Linked DNA regions of Homo sapiens: region 2 is linked to region 1. A link is an interaction called in ENCODE POLR2A ChIA-PET data of the cell type or tissue named here. Cell type or tissue: B cell. All regions are shown on one strand. Each heading gives the region's core, and the rest is flanking DNA. Links, peaks and the distances in the headings are about the cores only.

Region 1 (2,825 bases), core at 39-2,538:
GACAGGTAAGGTGCTATTGGAACACAGAGAATGGGAACTTGACTCTCCCTGAAGGAGGTCAGAAAAGGCCTCCTTGGTATCACTGAAGGCAGGATGATTAATTGCAAAGTGAGCTGTGCAGATAATAATGTCATATTTACAATATAAATTACTCCAGTCTGAGAATACTGTGTGATGGAGGTGAGAGACTTCAGCTAAGCCTTGAAGGAAAGAGTAAATGTCAGGTAAGAAAATGGTATTTCTACTAGAGAGAGCTTACGTAAGAAAGCACAGAAGATGTTGGCAAAACAGCAGTAAGAAGCAGACTAAGAAGAAAACTCAAATTTGATAAAATATCTGCATCTACAGATCTAAAAAGCTCAATGAACTCCAAGTAGGATAAACACAAAAAGACTCACACTGAGACACATTATAATCAAACTGTTGCAATAATCTTTAAAATAGCAAGCAAGAAGAAAAGCAACTTGTCAATTTGTGACATATAATCAATCCTTAATAAGATTATCAATGGATTTCTCAGCAGAAACTTGAAGGTCAGAAGGCAATGAAATGATATATTTAAAGTGCTGGAAGGAAAAAAAAAACCTGTCAACTGAGAATTCTATACCTGACAAAACTGTGCTTCAAAAACATGAGGGAGAAATTAAAATATTCTCAGACAAACAAAGGCTGAGGGAGTTCATTACTTCTAGATCTACCCTACAATAAATGCTAAAGGGAGTCCTTCAGGTTAAAATGAAAGGATGCTAGACAGTAACTGAAAGCCATATGAAGATAAAAAGATCTCCAGTAAAGGTAAATACATGGACAAATGTAAAAACCAGTATTACTGTAATTTTTGTTTACAACTCCACTTTATACTTTCTATAGAATTTAAGAGACAAATGCATAAAAAAGAATTTATGAATCTGTTAGTAGATACACAATGTATAAAGATATAGTTTGTGACATCAATAACATAACAGGGGGAGTTCTGATACAGTTTGTGACATCAATAACATAACAGGGTGAGAATGGGCCAGGTGCAGTGGCTCACTCCTGTAATCCCAGCACTTTGGGAAGCTGAGGCGGATGGATCACCTGAGGTCAGGAGTTCGAGACCAGCCTGGCCAACACAGTGAAACCCTGTCTCCACTAAAAATACAAAAATTAGCTGGGTGTGGTGGCAGGCGCCTGTAATCCCAGCTACTTGGGAGGCTGAGGCAGGAGAATCACTTGAACCCAGGAGGCAGAGGTTGCAGTGAGCCGAGATTGCACTGCTGCACTCCAGCTTAGATGACAGAGCAAGACTCCATCTCAAAAAAAAAAAAAAAAAAAAAAAGTGAGGGTAAGGCAGAGGAGAGAATGGAGCTGTATAGGACCAGAATTTTATTTGTGTCTTTAAAGACAGAGTGTCTCTGTTTCCCAGGCTGGAGTGCATTGGTGTGATCATAGCTCACTGCATCCTCGAACTCCTGGCCTCAGGCAGTCCTCCCGCCTCAGCCTCTCAAGTAGCTAGGTCTACAGGTATGCACCACCACAGCCAACTAATTTTATTTTCTGTAGAGACAAGGTCTCACTATGTTGCCCTGACCTCAAGCAATCCTCCCATCTTGGCTTCCATATTCCTGGGATTACAGGCGTGAGCCACCACGCCTGGCCAGGAGCACAGTTTTGTATGGGACTGAAGTAAGTTGATATCAATTCCAATTAGATTATTCAGTCTGGGATGATAAAGTTCTGGAGATTCATAGTGGTGATAACTACACAATTACTGTGAATGTATTTAATGACATTAAGTACATTTAAAATTGACAACAAAAGAGTGAAACTCTGTCTCAAAAAAAAAAAATTACCACTTTAAAATTTTAACCACTTTAAGTGTACAATTAATGACACTGAATTGTACACTTTAAGTAGTTAAAAATTTAAAGTAGTAAATTTTATGTTATGTATATTTTATGATAATAAAAAATTAATGAAAAAAAAGTAGAGAGATGAGAAAATTCTAGACAGACTAACTTACCTAGAATGGAAGGTTCATGTGTGGTTAAATAAAGCTGAAATGGTAAATCAGAAAAAGATTATAAAGAACTTCTGTACTAGGTAAAGACAGCCTTTTACTGTTGTTGTTGGTTTTTTTTTTTTTTTTCTTTTTTTTGAGATGAAGTCTCACTTTGAAGCCCAGGTTGGAGTGCAGTGGCGCGATCTTGGCTCACTGCAACCTCTGCCTCCCGCATTCAAGTGATTCTCCTGCCTCAGCCTTCCGAGTAGCTGGGATTACAGGCATCCGCCACCACGCCTGGCTAATTTTTGTATTTTTAGTAGAGATGGGGTTTCACCTTATTGGGCAGGCTGGTCTTGAACTCCTGACCTCAGGTGATCCACCCACCTCAGCCTCCCAAAGTGCTGGGATTACAGGTGTGAGCCATCGTGCCCAGCCAAGACAGACTTTCAATACACAGGAAATGGTGAGTCCCTTAGAGGTTTCTGAGACATGCTTCTTTGAACACCGAATGGCATTATTTAGCAACACAGCTCTTCTTTCCTGTCTGGCTTGTGGAGGAAGAGAGGAAGCAGAGGCTCTTATCGCTCAGAAAGCTGATGACAATTGCTAGAAAGGCAATAAAACACCCTGACTCTGCTTATCTTAGGAACTGTCAGAAGCCTTGAGCTAGATTACAGTAATAACTATAGAAAGCTGATGAGAAAGTCTTCGTTTTTAATTTAAACAATTTGAAAGTTACATGACCTTTCATTCTAAGAATTCAGAGTTCATGGCCGGGTGCAGTGGCTCATGTTTTTAATCCCAGCACTTTGGGAGGCCGAGGTGGGCAGATCACTGG
Region 2 (2,825 bases), core at 293-2,792, 350 kb after region 1:
TCAATAAATTGTTTCCCAGCTCTGCCCTCATTCTGTTCCCCCAAACAGAGCATGATCTTTCCTTGAACTGAACTTCCAGGGTGCTTAGAGCATTCTTGTATGATGTTTGTCACATTCCACCTACAATTTAAATGCTCTTGTTATTCTCTCATACTTACCTTTGTCTCCACCATAGCTTGCTTGCATTTATTTATTTATTTATTTATTTAGAGATGGGGTCTTGCTCTGTCACCCAGGCTGGAGTATAGTGGTGCAATCTTGGCTCACGGCAACCTCTGCCTCCTGGGTTCAAGTGATTCTCCTGCCTCAGCCTCTCGAGTAGCTGGGACTACGGGTGTGCGCCACCACACTCAGGTAATTTTTGTATTTTTAGTAGAGACGGGGTTTCACTGTGTTGGCCAGGCTGGTCTCGAACTCCTGACCTCGGGTGATCCACCCACCTCAGCCTCCCAAAGTGCTGGGATTATAGGCACAAGCCAGTATGCCCAGCCTCCACCACAGCTTTTAACACAGGACCTTGAATATAGTGGATATGTAGTTATTACTAAATGTTAAGAAATTTTTGCTTACTCTGGGGTGTTCTACTTCGTAATGAATAATTGATAATCTGATACTCATTTCAAAAACTCTTCTCCCATTCCCATTCTCTAATGAAATTCTTCTCTTTTTTTCATTGGTTAATCATCTTTCTCATGTCTTCCCGTATTCCAGTTTGTTGGTTCCCAGTCTGTATTCTTTTCTTCTTTTTGTTTATTCCTTTAATTGCTCATTTAAAAGTTTCTTACTGTGTAAATAGTAGTGAGAGCGCGAGTGTGAATAAAACTTAATTCTTGGATTGTAGGTGCTCATCATGTATTTCCTATACACTTGTCTAATGATGATAGAGCAACAGCAGTAGAAAGTGCACACACGCCCCAAACTCAGATCCAGTTTGAATTCCACATTAATAATGGGACAATTAATAGTGGGACGCTGAGCTTCATATTTCTTCACTGTAATAATTTCTTCATCATAGGGCTATTGTAATATAATATGTATGTAATATACAAATAATAAAATAATGTATATGTAATGTCCAGCAGATAGGAGGCATCAAAGGATTCCTCTGAGTGAGTTTGTTGAGTAGTTTGTTGTTGTTACTATACTTAGGGAGAAAAAGGAAGTTTCACAGAGGAAGTGACATTTGAACATTCAAAAGTCTTTCTCTGTTTTTGATCTGCTAGGCAGGTTAATGGTCATTTCTGAATCTGACAGGTTGAGAATTAGTTTTTGGAGCATGCCTGGGCAATATGTGGTGGATGTTACCATGATTTGAATGAGGTGGTGTTTTGTTTTGTTTTCTTTTTTTTTTTTTTAGTCTGTTTATCTGAAGAGAAATTTGATCTTCAAGGGTCAAATGTGTATGTTTTTCAGGTAGTTCTTCCAACGTTTATTCTTGAAAGAAGATCTCTTTTAGAAATGTATGCAGACTTTTTTGCACATCCGGACCTGTTTGTGAGGTATTTGACTGAACATGGTAGTTTCCAACGTTTACAGATGTTACTCAGCAGCTTTCTGCCTTTTATTTTGCAGGATAGATGGATTCCTTGTCACCTTTCAAACATTTCTGGGTATTCTGTGGTATTGAATAATGTGTTTACACTGGTTGCCTGTTTGCTTAAAGTTATATGGTGGCGATGTTAGGCAACCAAGTTTAACACTTTAAAAAATTCTCAAGAGCCCGTTAATAGGTAGCCAATATTCACAAGGCCAATGGTATAAGTTTATTTAATCCAGGCACTGGCAATCACTGTCAAATTATTTGTACTATATCCTAATGAAGCTTAATTTTCTGAGTTCAGCAAACCTTTCCAAAGCACCTGTTGTTTGCTAGGCACTTTCTTACAAGTTGGAGAAAGGAAAAGTCATGTCTGCCCTTGAGCTTACAATATAGTATCCAAATTATAGATGATTTATAAATTTTAAATATAAAGCTTGCAATATTATATATGTGTATATGTATGAGATAGAAGTAATGTAAAGGTGAAATTGATTTACAAGGAGGTGAGTTCACATTGCCTTTCGCTGGTAGCAGGAAATTTTTTTGTAATGGGGAATGTTGTTAGTTCGTCTTCTCTGCATTCCTTAGTCTCAGACTGTGGTTTACTGAAGCTAGATACATATCACTGAAGTTTCTTGCTGGGTGGATACATTGGCTGACATTGATAAATATATATTTTTTTTTTCTTGATGAAGATTTAAAAGAATAACCAATTCCCCAAAGGCAGAAATTTAAATAAATATGGCAGTGTTTAAATTAACAGATAATTTAAGAAGTAAAATTTAAGCATTTATTAGTAACGTGTAAGCAAAAATGGAACGTACCAGTTGTTCATTGGGTATAGATTTGAGATTTAAGGGTAGTTTTTATGTGTGAGAATTTAAACTTTGAGGCCCCCAGAACTATTTACAGGCCAGTTGCAGTGGCTCATGCCTGTAATCCCAGCACTTTGGGAGGCCAAAGTAGAAGGATTGCTTGAAGCCAGGAGTTTGAGACCAGCCAGGGCAACACAGCACAACCCTGTCCCTACAAAAAAAAATTTTTAATAATAAGCCAGGCTTGGTGGTGTGCACCTGTAGTTCCAGCTACTTGGGAGGCTAAGGCAGGAGGGTCATGCAGTCCCAGCAATTTGAGGCTGGGACTGTGAGCTATAATCACACCACTGCAGCTTGGGTGACAGAGCAAGACCCTGTCTTAAAAAAAATAAAAGTACAGTTCAAAAGCCAGTAGATAAGATTAAACGGAATCATACAAATACTCCATTAATTCTAAGAAAGGAGAAAAG

The links. Peaks named below come from ENCODE experiments on the same cell type or tissue, not always from the same donor. Only the 100,000 strongest peaks of a DNase experiment are listed, where the experiment ranks them.
Region 2: POLR2A ChIA-PET joins it to region 1 with 6 read pairs; 2 of 35 experiments call an interaction of 5 or more read pairs at or near these places.

Annotation. Positions count from the first base shown.
Region 1 is chr1:51,427,529-51,430,353 of GRCh38, forward strand. All of the region lies in intron 12 of EPS15 (epidermal growth factor receptor pathway substrate 15), which reads right to left. Among named protein-coding and RNA genes, the nearest start is that of EPS15-AS1, 89 kb to the right of the region's middle. In B cell, for the core only: no CTCF peak of the experiment used is centred there; no DNase peak of the experiment used is centred there; H3K27ac peaks cover 117 bases.
Region 2 is chr1:51,775,420-51,778,244 of GRCh38, forward strand. OSBPL9 (oxysterol binding protein like 9) reads left to right here. Exons shown (of 24, transcript NM_024586.6): 15 at 1,414-1,499. Among named protein-coding and RNA genes, the nearest start is that of MIR761, 60 kb to the right of the region's middle. In B cell, for the core only: no CTCF peak of the experiment used is centred there; no DNase peak of the experiment used is centred there; H3K27ac peaks cover 1,012 bases.